2 separate regions of the Homo sapiens genome follow, and region 1 is linked to region 2. The links are chromatin contacts, found by Hi-C or POLR2A ChIA-PET in ENCODE. All regions are on one chromosome and are shown on one strand. The core of a region is the stretch at or near the end of the contact, and the rest is flanking DNA. Distances in the headings are between cores, read along the strand shown.

Evidence for each region. Hi-C counts contacts between places; a loop is a spot of excess contacts on that map. ChIA-PET counts read pairs that join two places held with the same protein, here RNA polymerase II (POLR2A). Pooled maps may share reads with other maps.
Region 1: a loop to region 2 is called in a pooled map, with 4 times the contacts of the local background. The contact joins the promoter of ZSWIM1 here to the enhancer-like site in region 2. A Hi-C loop is called at or near these places in 1 of 50 pooled maps. POLR2A ChIA-PET finds 5 or more read pairs at or near these places in 2 of 52 experiments (OCI-LY7 and RWPE1).

What each region holds. Positions count from the first base shown.
Region 1 is chr20:45,878,163-45,883,959 of GRCh38, forward strand. It overlaps ZSWIM1 (zinc finger SWIM-type containing 1), which reads left to right and starts at 3,065. Exons shown (of 2, transcript NM_080603.5): 1 at 3,065-3,099; 2 at 4,371-5,797. The coding sequence starts at 4,431. ZSWIM3 (zinc finger SWIM-type containing 3) reads left to right here. Exons shown (of 2, transcript NM_080752.4): 2 at 1-960. The coding sequence ends at 487. RefSeq lists enhancers at 2,775-2,824, 3,075-3,154.
Region 2 is chr20:44,582,133-44,588,396 of GRCh38, forward strand. PKIG (cAMP-dependent protein kinase inhibitor gamma) reads left to right here and starts at 447. Exons shown (of 4, transcript NM_001281445.2): 1 at 447-599. Within about 2 kb of position 4,324, at least 7 of the 41 ENCODE cell types and tissues checked have a DNase peak (open chromatin) inside an H3K27ac peak, as active enhancers do; they include OCI-LY7, where a contact is called at or near this core.

The sequences.
Region 1 (5,797 bases), core at 1,815-4,314, 1.3 Mb after region 2:
GCTAGAGGACTCTCACCAGGTTAGCAAAGATGGCTGTAGCTGCAGCTGTTCCTTTCAACAATGGTACCACCTGCCATGCCGACACATTTTGGCTCTGCTGCACACCAGCCAGCAGCCGGTTGGTGAAGCCATGGTGTGCCGCCGGTGGCAGAAGAAGTACCAGTACCTCCTTGGGCCCAATGGGGAGCTCCAGGATCGTGGTATGGTCCCAAACACAGGCCAGCCTGAGAAGCAAGGACGGAACGACATGATTCAGGACCTAAGCAGGGAGTTAGCAAACCTGCTCATGCAGACCGAGGGGCCAGAGCTGGAGGAACGCTACTCCACCCTGCGCAAGATTGTGGATATCTGGGCTGGCCCCTCCCAGCCATCTGAGCTCTTTCAGCAGCCAGGAGACTTTAAGGACGTGGGCCGCCTCCCTTTCCTCTGGGGAAAGCAAGAAGAAGGGGAGGGATTCCCTCCTGCTACAGCTGTGATGCATTATTGAAGCACTTTAGCTGAAGCATTGGACCACAAACACTTCTCCTTGGAAGTGTGAGAGTTTAAAGTGGGCAGGACATACTAGGGTTTAGCATTTTAGCCAATGTCTTCCTAGGTGGGGCTAGGAATATTGTTACAGTAGAGAGGAAGGGAACTCCACTGTGTGACAGTCCTTTCAATCTGCCCCTTTTCAGCCCTACTTTTGGCATTCCTTGGGAGCCTCAGTTGTTGTTCAAGGCCAAAGTTATCTCCGTGCTGCAAGGTCACCCTCTTCCTCCCCCAGCCCCTGAGATCAGATCTTATTTGCTCTGCAAAGATGAATCCCTGCCTCAGGTTAGGGTGAGACAAAATCGGTCTGGTAAAAGGGCCTGTTTTCAGGGACAAAGGGAATGAGGATGATCTTTGGCTGTTGCTGCTCTTTATGAAGAATCTTATTTGTAACTTTTTATTCATATTAAAGTTGTTTTTAATAAAATTAAACAAGGGAAATGTGTTCTGCTTGATCAGGGAAGGAAGAGGAATTGCATAGCAATAGGACTCGACTTTACAGTTAGGAAGTGGCTGCTCTAGGTGGATTTATTAATTTTAAAGAAAATTGAGGCCAGGCGCAGTGGCTCACACTCATAATCCCAGCACTTTGGGATGTCGAGGCGGGTGGATGGATCATCTGAGGTCAGGAGTTCGAGACCAGCCTGGCCAACATGGCGAAACCCTGTTCTACTAAAAATACAAACATTAGCCAGGCGTGGTGGCGCACCTGTAATCCCAGCTTCTTGGGAGGCTGAGGCAGGAGAATCGCTTGAACCCAGGAGGCGGAGGTTGCAGTGAGCCTAGATCGTGCCACCGCACTCCAGCCTGGGTGACAGAGTGAGACTCTATCTCAAGCAAAAAACAACAACAAAAAAAAAAGAAAAGAAAATTAAGTATTAGCAACCTAATGGGGTTGTGGAGCCAAATAGAACCTGATGCCTCACATTCAAGGATTTGGCAATCTGCGTCTTAATTTGCCTCCTTCCTACAACTAAGCCTTCAAGGTTGATTTCAGGTTTCCTTATATTCTAGCGGGAAGAGGCCAAATAGACTGGAGGGTGTGGGGGAAAAACCTGAATCTTAGACTTGACTGCCAGCAACTTGCTGGGGAACTGTGGGCAATTTCTTTGACCTCAGTTTCCTCTGTAAAAATTAGCATGTTGGCCTGTTCTAATCCCAGATTTCCCCTCTAGGTTTACATAAGCACCTTTTTGTTTTTTGTTTTGAGATGGAGTTTCGCTCTTGTTGCTTGTTGCCCAGGCTAGAGTGCAATGGCAGAATCTCGGCTCACTGCAACCTCTGCCTACTGGGTTCAAGCGATTCTGCCTCAGCCTCTTGAGTAGCTGGGATTATAAGCATGTGCCACCACGCCTGCCTAATTTTTTGTATTTAGAGATGGGGTTTCACCATGTTGGTCGGGCTGGTCTTGAACTCCCGATCTCAGGCAATCCACCTGCCTCAGCCTCTCAAAGTGCTGGGATTAAAGGGATGACCTACTGCACCCAGCCCAATAACATTTTCGATGCGTAAGTACCAACACTGATTTGATGTTGCTAGTTGGTAATCTTAATCCTCCAAGGCCTGGTAAACACCCAGTTTTCTAAGTCTGCCATCTTCAAGGGAACTGAGGACAAGAGACCAGTTAGTAGGCCCTTGCACTACTGTAGTAGGACCCTAAATAAGTCATGGCATCATTCTGTAGAATACTGGAGGGGGTTGGGCTAGAGAATGCCAAGTTTTGGCTTGTTTAAGGGGATCTGGATTTCCTCAGCTCTAAAAGTTGGGCTCCTGATCCCCGAAGGAGGAGTAGAATTTGAGACCTGGAACTCAGTTTCCCCATAAGGTAGAATATGCGTTATGACTATATATGCACTGTTTCCTAAATTCCAGGGGCTTTAGAGTTTCACACACACACACACAACAAAACAAAACCCGCGGTGGCTCACGCCTGTAATCCCAGCACTTTGGGAGGCTGAGGTGGGCGAATCACGAGGCCAGGAGTTCGAGACCAGCCTGGCCAACAGGGTGAAACCCCGTCTCTACTAAAAATACAAAAAATTAACTGGGCGTGGTGGCGGGTGCCTGTAATCCCAGCTACTCAGGAGGCTGAGGCAGGAGAATCATCGCTTGAACCTGGGAGGCGGAGGTTGCTGTGAGTCGAGATCTTGCCACTGCACTCCATCCCAGGCGACAGTGCGAGACTCCATCTCAAAAAAAGAAAAAGAAAAAATATATATATAACTGCTATTTATTTTCCTTTTCATTTTCTGCTTTTGAGGGAGTTTCCATAGTAACGTGTCCTTCCAGTCGCCTAGCCTGAAGGGAAGCCCCGGAGCTCCAGCTTCAAGGCTCAGCTCTCCCAGATGCAAGTATCTTTACCTCCAGCCAGCTCCTTGTAACCCTGGCAACACGGCCCGCCCGCGAATCGTCACGCTACGATTGGTCCGTGGTGCTAAAGCCTGAAAGCGAATTCCTCAGACATTGGTCCGAGTCACTGCGATGCTGACGCTGTGGTTGGTGAGTTTGGATGTCAGTCAGAGTCGGAGGCAGGGTCAAATAGGGAGAAATGGCGACGGAGCCTGGCTGTGGGTGAGTGCTTCCTGAAGGGGTGAAAGTGTGAGACAGCGGATCACCGCAGTTAGCCGTCACACAGCTCCCAAAGGGATGGGAGGGAGGTTTTCTTCTCATCCGGCTCCAGCTGGACTCTGGGAATGTCAGACATCCACATCTCCCACCCAGGTTAGAGGTGAGAGGTCAAAGGCCGTATTCCCTCTGTTGGTTTTTGGACCCCAGGTACTGTGGACAGCAGTCAGGATCCCGAACCAAAGACTCAACTTTCAGCTACTTACAGAGTAATGGTGGGCAAGTCACTTAGCTTCTTTGAGCCTTAGTTTATCATCTGTAAAATGAGGACAGTAACTCGGTCTGGGGCCAAATAGAGGAAACAATGGAATAGAGTATTGCTGCTAAAAGAGGGATATAGTAGAGGCAGGAGAAGCTATGCACATTTGTTAGCCATATTTTATGGTGGAAGGGATTGAGGCTCAGAGAGGGTCATTGACTTGCCCAAGATAACACAGCAAGTTTGGAGCAATTGCAGTTCTCTTATACATACCAGGACCAAAGGAAAGAATGGATGCCAATCAGTCATTTATAAATATAAAATCGTATTTTTATTTTATTTTATTTTTTGAGACAGAGTTTCACTCTGTCACCCAGAGCTGGAGTGCAGTGGCGCAATCTCGGCTCACTGCAACCTCAGCCTCCTGGGTTCAAGCAGGTCTCCTGCCTCAGCCTCCCGAGTAGCTGAGACTACAGGCATGGGCCACCATACCCGGCTAATTCTTTTTGTATTTTTAGTAGAGACGGGTTTTCACCATGTTGGCCAGGCTGGTCTCGAACTCCCAACCTCAAGTTATCTGCCCACCTTGGCCTCCCAAAGTACTGGGATTACAGGTGTGAGCCACTGCACCTGGCTAGAATGCTATTTTTTTAAAAGGCCATATGCAGCTCTGGCCATACCTATTTAAATCCCCTGGAACCATATCTTTCCATAGCTAACTTCTTATCATTTAGATTTCAGCTCCAATGTCATCCTTCTCCCCTGAGAGGCCTTCCATTACCACTTTAACTAAAGTATCCCTCCCTTCCCCAGCTTACTCTCTGACATGTTACTCAGGTTTATGGTCTTTGTAAGCTTCATTATTGGATATATATTTGCTTATTTGTTTACATGTTTATTGTGTATCTTCCCCTAGAACAGTGCTGACATATAGTAAGTGTTCAACAAATATTGTGTGGATGAATAATTGAAGAGCCAGGTCCCTGCTGTCTCCTTAAACCTCTGTTACTCTCCATAGGCCCATCTTTGGAAAAAAGATCTGGGAATGATTGTCTAGCCTCCAGCCTCAACTTACTTGATGCTTGAGAGACTCAAAGCCCCGTGGTCAGCTGCCCTGCAAAGAAAGTATTTTGACCTTGGCATTTGGACAGCTCCCATCTCTCCCATGGCCCTGACAATGCTGAATGGGCTCCTGATTAAGGACTCAAGCCCACCTATGCTGCTGCACCAGGTTAACAAGACTGCCCAGTTAGATACCTTCAACTACCAGAGCTGCTTTATGCAAAGTGTCTTTGACCATTTCCCTGAGATCTTATTTATCCACCGGACCTATAACCCAAGGGGTAAGGTCTTATATACCTTCCTGGTGGATGGACCTCGGGTGCAGCTGGAGGGTCATCTTGCCCGAGCAGTCTACTTTGCCATCCCTGCCAAGGAGGACACTGAAGGCCTGGCCCAGATGTTCCAAGTATTCAAGAAGTTTAATCCAGCATGGGAGAGAGTCTGTACCATCCTGGTGGATCCTCATTTCCTTCCACTGCCTATCCTAGCTATGGAGTTCCCCACAGCTGAGGTCCTTCTCTCAGCCTTCCACATTTGTAAGTTCCTCCAGGCCAAGTTCTATCAGCTGTCCCTTGAACGGCCCGTGGAAAGGCTGCTCCTGACCTCCCTGCAGAGCACAATGTGCTCAGCCACAGCAGGCAACCTGAGAAAGTTGTATACACTCCTGAGCAACTGCATCCCTCCAGCCAAGCTGCCCGAGCTTCACTCACACTGGCTGCTCAACGACCGCATCTGGCTGGCTCACCGCTGGAGAAGCCGAGCTGAGAGCAGCCACTACTTCCAGAGCCTCGAGGTCACCACCCACATCCTCAGCCAGTTCTTTGGTACCACCCCATCTGAGAAACAAGGTATGGCTTCTCTGTTCCGTTACATGCAGCAGAACTCTGCAGACAAGGCAAACTTCAACCAGGGCCTGTGTGCCCAGAACAATCATGCTCCCTCAGACACCATCCCCGAAAGCCCCAAACTGGAGCAGCTGGTAGAATCCCACATCCAGCACTCCCTCAATGCCATCTGCACAGGGCCAGCAGCCCAACTGTGCCTGGGCGAGCTTGCTGTGGTCCAGAAATCCACACACCTCATTGGCTCTGGCTCAGAAAAGATGAACATACAGATCCTGGAAGATACCCATAAGGTGCAGCCCCAGCCCCCTGCCAGCTGCAGCTGCTACTTTAACCAGGCCTTCCACCTGCCCTGCCGCCACATCCTAGCCATGCTCAGTGCCCGCCGCCAGGTGCTCCAGCCCGACATGCTGCCGGCTCAGTGGACGGCAGGCTGTGCTACCAGTCTAGACAGCATCCTGGGCAGCAAGTGGAGTGAGACCCTGGATAAGCACCTGGCAGTGACTCACCTCACCGAGGAGGTGGGTCAGCTGTTGCAGCA
Region 2 (6,264 bases), core at 3,074-5,573:
GACCTGGGAGAAATGAAACAACTTGGAAAATTGGGCAGGAAGAAAGAGATGGGTGTGGGGTGGGGTGAAGATCTCCACCCTAACTAGTATATTATATACCAAAGAAAGGAATTAAACACACAGGAAAGCAGACAACCCACTAAGAAGCAAAGGAATTTACCCAGGAACCCTGGCTCAGTGAGTGGATAGGAAGCCTTTTGTCACTAAAGCTGCAGGGTTGAAAATTGAAGGAAGGATATTAGGCAAGCGTGGTGGCCTGGGATGCAGTTACAGCCCCCTGGCTCATTGTCCAAAGGAAATGGATCTCTCCTGTGGACAGAGAGGTGGAAACTGAGTGAGTGAGTTGTGTGGTTGACATCATCAGGCTGAGCATTGGATTACAACAAATGGGGACTTACTTGGCCCGAGACATGGGAAACACCCACTAAAACCTCAAAGTGCTTTTCATTTAGGAGACACGGGGAAGAGACAGAGAGGAGGGTAAAGTGAGAATCCTGCCCGCACCACAGGTCTGGACTGCTAACCTTGAATCCTGGTTTCTTAAATTCTGCCTCCGCTTCTGACTGAGGACCACTGGATTTTGAGGAAACTTTGGTCTTGTAAGTAGAACTTTACTCTCCTCCCCTGCCCAACACCCCCAGGGAGAAGCAGAGCTTGGAGGCAGAGCTCTCTGGAGAGCTTGCTTTCCAGCCTGTTGGCCACAAAATGTCTATTTTTATATAATGATATATGTGAGCTTGCTCTGAAAATTATGGCCTTGTCTGAAACTGCCTAAGGCTAGTCGGAGCCTCCAGTCTCACAAATGGGCTCCATTCAGATGCTGTTTCATTTTTACTCAAAGAACTTTGACAGAGTATTCAGAGCTTTAAAAGCAGCTCCTTGCTCCAAATATAGGTGAAGAAATAAATCTTCCCTAAGAAATTCGTGTTTGTAAAACCCTTTCTTTTTTTCTGATTACAAAGGTGGTATAATAATTTTTAAACATTCTAGAAAGAAAAGTCTCCGAAAGTAGTGAAAATTCCCTATTATCTTCCCCCTCAGGAACATGGTTGTTGTGTTAAATTTCAGTTACAGATATGGTCAGACTCCATGAATTTACCACATATAAACCCAGTGCTGCAGCAGCTGTGTGGAAAACTCCAAGATGGAAAGGGGTTGGAAATCTTTAACCTTGGGTTTGCGATCTTTTTATTGCTTCCTTTTAAAAATTTGCTGTTTATGCCTGGAATATAAACAGGACATGTAAGCCTTTAGGCATTTTATTTGTTGGTATCTGTTTTCAGGGTTTGAAACTAAGCAAGCTACTCTGTAGAGAGGGAAAGAGGGGGCCCTTGCTGTACCCAGGTCCCTTACTTGGTGGGTCCCTGAACTGAGGAGGATTCCTAGGTGGCTTGAGATGGCTTGCAGTGTGCTAACAGGGGAGGTGTCCCCTCTTAGCAGGTTAAGTATATTTGAAAAGTTACAGCTAACGGGAAGATTTCAGCTTCAACAAAAAGCTACCATATATTAGAAGGGTCACCCAAGGAAACTGTCACCTTGGGCAAGTGTTTCACACTCTCTGGGTCTTGTTTCTTTATTTGTACCTAATGAGGGGACAAAACTAGATGATCTCTGTATTTCCAAATTCAGTATGAAATGAACTGTCCATATTTCTTTTCCCTTTGTATTGGGCCCTTATGGCTTTAGGAGCAAAGGACCCTAGGTTTTCAGTTTCCCAGAGTAGCTAAAAACGGGTGCCTGTAGGACAGTTAAAAGAAGACATAAAACAGGCAACATTAAGTTACTTCTGAGTTTTTATGGGTCTTTTTCAGATTAGGTGTTCTTGAAGAAAGAGAAAGAAAAAGTCTCAGTGGTAACTGTATGTGCACACGCATACACTAGCACATACACTTGGGGAGAGAGGAAAGAAGGAATTGGCATTATTGAGTATCTCTTAAGCACTAGGCCCTATGTTATGCTCAACCCTTTACAGAGCACTAGATGGTCAGTATTATTCCCTAACCCCATTGACTGAGGACAACCATCTACTTATATGTTTTCATATTATCCTGAACTAAACTGTATTTACATAATTACTGGCATAACTTCAATTCCCCATGTCTCCACTAGACCATCTGCACCTTCTCTGCGTGTCTGTCTAGCCCATCACTATGCCCCACTGCCTAGTAGAAAGCCTGGCACATAGGTACAAAGGAGACACAACTTAATTTAAACTTAAAGCCCGCCATCCTAGTTCCTCATTTGGCAAGAAAGAGGGAGAAGAAGGGGGAAAATCCCTCTATTTGCCCCTCTTTCATCATTTAACATAGAGCCACCCTCTCCTGCCACAAGGGAAGGATAGCCACAGCCAGAGTGCAAAAAAAAAAAAAAAAAAGCAAAAGACGTCAGATCTTGAATTTTGAGTTTCCAAGGTGCCGGGTCTTGACAAATTAAGGTTTTTGCTTTGTTTTGTTTTGTTTTTGTTTGTTTGTTTTGTTTTCTTTAAGGGCATCAGAGACCCTAATCCTCAGGAAGTTGTGGTATTTAGAAACTATTTGTTTGAATTAAGGTCCTAGTTAATAAGAGGGTTCTCAAAGGCCCTTGGCACTTCTTTTTTTTTTTTTTTGAGACGGAGTCTCACTCTGTCTCCCAGGCTGGAGTGCAATGGTGCAGTCTTGGCTCACTGCAGCTTCCACCTCCCGTTTTTGTTCAAGGGATTCTCCTGCCTCAGCCCCTCGAATAGCTGGGATTACAGGCGCCTGCCACCACGCCCAGCTAATTTTTGTATTTTTAGTAGAGATGGGGTCTCTTGGCACTTCTAAAGCTGCAGTCTTCCCCAGCATTTCATCCCATGAAGGTGGACTGTTGCTGCCATGGACCCACCCATGGGCATGGGCAGTGGGAAGGCCAGGGCATCCTCTGCTTCATCCCAGCCCCGCTGGGATCTTGAGATTTGGGGTAATCAAAAAAGGCATCCTTTTTCCTAAGGTGGTGGTGAGGAGGTGATGTTCTGGAAGGAAGGTACCTAGACTTTGTGGTCCCTGCCAGGAAGTGGAGAGTGGAAATGTGGAATGCCTCACACTCCTCAACTAGGTAGGCCTTCATGTACCAGATGAGGGTGGCTTTCAGTTCTTGTTTTGTGTGTCAAAGTTGCTCCTGTTATCAGTGTGTGTTTGCTGATCTCTCCCACCTCAGTCACTCCCGGCAGTGAGTTTAGGGCATCTTGGGAGTGGAGGTAGGTTGTGGAAAAGATGTGTCCAGAGATCTCATTTGGCTTTGGTATCTTCCTGAAATAAATGTCACACACAGGGCTGGGCATCTTGCATATGCTGACTTCTCTTAATCTTCACAGCAATGATGTGAGGCAGAGATCATCTCCATTTTACACCTAAGAAAGGCACAGAGAGGTGCAGTGGATTGCCCAGAGTCTCACAGCTGGCAGGGGCTAGAGCTTGAGTTCCCAATGAGAACTGGTTGTCCCCGAAGCCCTTGAATATTTCACCATACTGCAGTGCCTTTTTCATATCACCTCCCTGGATCTCAGTTGCTCCATCTGTTAAATGATGACAAGTGAACTCTAGTCAGAAGTCAGAGTGGTGTTTTGTTTTTAATTTGAATGCCTTTAGGCAGGTGTGTTCTCCAGTTCATTACCATTTGCGCATTCCCCTGTGCCCTCTAGTCTCCTGCCTGGCCCCTGGCCCCTGTGGGAATTTGCAGCCCTGCATCTGGTTGGTGTCTACCGTTTCTTTCGATTTAGACAATCTAGAGGGCAGTGAGAAATTGGAAAGGGGTAGCAGGTAAGAGCTCTCGAGTTCAGTGAGAAATTGGAAAGGAATAGCAGGTAAGAGCTCTAGAGTTCAGTGACAAATTGGAAAGAGATAGCAGGTGAGAGCTCTTGAGTTCAGTGAGAAATTGGAAAGGGACAGCAGGTGAGAGCTCTCGAGTTCAGTGAGAAATTGGAAGGGGATAGCAGGTAAGAGCTCTGCTTTCACCGCCTCCTAGCTGGGAGATCCTGGACTGATCACCTCACTTTATAGAACCTACTTCTCTTTCTGTCAAGTGGGGGGTCACAGTCATACTGACCTCAAAGGGGTGCCATGCGGATGAAATGAGATAGGGCTCATAAAGCACTTAGTTAGTACAAAAATACATGCTTAGGATTAGCTGCTCTCAATTTCCAGAAAGAGAATGTCAGCCAATGTACACAGGCATCTGCCCCCTCAGACATAGGATGGCATTTGCATGAGGAACCAGAAGTTATCTTTGAACTCATCATTTTGAAACCCCTGTGATGAACCCTGGAGCTGCCATGTTGGCTCTTCAAACCAAGCCTCAGCATTATTTCCTGTCACCCAGTCAAGTGATGCTGAACCTCAAATCAGCCAGCCAGTGCTGAGGCCAAAAGCAGAAGTGGGTGCTATTCTCTTGGGACCAGAGGACCCTAGCCCAGCCACTTAAGGAAGAAGCTGGTAACAGGTGCTGGCTGTGACAGACAAGAAGCTGAACTGGCCCAATTAACTCTGCCAAATGCTTTCACGAGGGGCCAGAAGCAATTCCTAAGTGGAGACTGAGGTGGAAAATCTAAAGTTCTGGGAAACAGGTTATTAATCATGACCCTAGGCTGAGCTCACTACCTCCTGGAAATCCTTCAGAAATGTCTTAGGAAAACTTGGAGTACTGCTCCTTCAAAGAGTGGTTTCTTTGGAAGTTGCCGTGGGCTCCTATGCTGACTGATTATGAATTGCAGATTAGAACACATAATGTATCCGCTCTTACTGGAGGAAGCTGCATTTCCAAAAAGAAGTCTCTTTAATGTTTCAAGAAATTACAGGCTTTAGCTTGACTCTTCAGAACTGAATAATGGCCCTTCATGGCACCGAAGAAAGTATTTGGTGTATTCTTACTATGTCCCAGGAACCTAGGTCAGTTACTGTTTTAGTACTTTATCAGTGTAGTCTTTAACATTCCATAAATGTACATTGAGGACCTGTTAGTACTAAGCACTGAACTAGAGGACCAGGGTAAAGACACTGCCTCTGGTCTTGTGGAATTCTCTGTGCAACAAGGGAAGATAGACAGAGGAGTGAATAATTTTAATGGCACGTGAAAAGTACTGCAAAAGAAATATGCACAAGTGCTACAAAACACCAGACACTGGATCAGCATATTGTGGAGGTCCTGATCTTGCGCTGGGTTGATTCCTTCTGCTCTCTCCCTACAATTCCTGGCTCTGGGAGCTTTGCCAGCATTTGCATTAGGGAGCAACTGAGAGCTGCCCCTGCTGAAGCACTCATTTCTGGCACCTTCCTATCCCCCGTGGCTTCAGAGGGGTGGAAAGAACACTTCCTTACAAAATGTATGGGCCCCACCTGAGAGGGCCCTGAATCTGAAGTCCAAAGTTGTAGTAAGGAAACAGAGGGACGGGTGACTTTTGTAGTCTAAAATCACCACTGATTTTCCGTTGGTTTGTTTTTATAACATTTATTGTGGATTTTTTTTTTCTGATTGCAAAATTAGAATATGTTCAAGGGAAGAAAAGCTAGATAGTACAGAAAAACACACTTAAAATAAATCATCACTCAGTGATTTCACTTCTCTGTTTTTGAATAAGGGCCTGTCTCCCAATCCCCCCACCCACATACCGCTGTATTTCAAGTTTAGCTCTAATTTTAATTTCTCCCTGGGCAAAGTCTCATGTTTGTTTGCATATCTCAAAGGTGCTTGTGTTGTGGGCTCCAATCACTACTATCTGCAATTGGTTAGAGCCTGCGGCCATCATTTATACTTTCCTGGACGTGTGTGTAGATTCATCTACTGCTAAGAACCCTTTATGTGTTAGGCATTATGCAAGGTGCGGTGGGGAATGTCGAGGTAAATAAGACTTTGAGGTTGCTCATGGCCGGATAGGAAAAAAAGACTCAGATAACATGAACACATTGTGAAAATGTGCCCCAAGATGGGGACAGAGTCCTGTAGAAAGCCTAAGAGATTGGAGGAGCAGTAGCATTTGAGCTGAGCCTTCAATAAATTTTTCATGTATTTAGCCAATATTTGTTGAGAACCTAATATCCGCCAGGCACTGGGCAAGGTGATAGGTGGATGATGTTAAATATAACAGGCATGGCCTTTACCTGCATGAAGTTTACAAGCACAAATGGTGGCGTTAAGAAGTCAATAAGCAGGGGGAGTGAAAGAGGAGAGTGTGGCTGGGGTCTTCCTTGAAAAGGTGGTATTCAAACTGAGAAGAGGGCTGGGCGCGGTGGCTCATGCCTGTAATCCCAACAC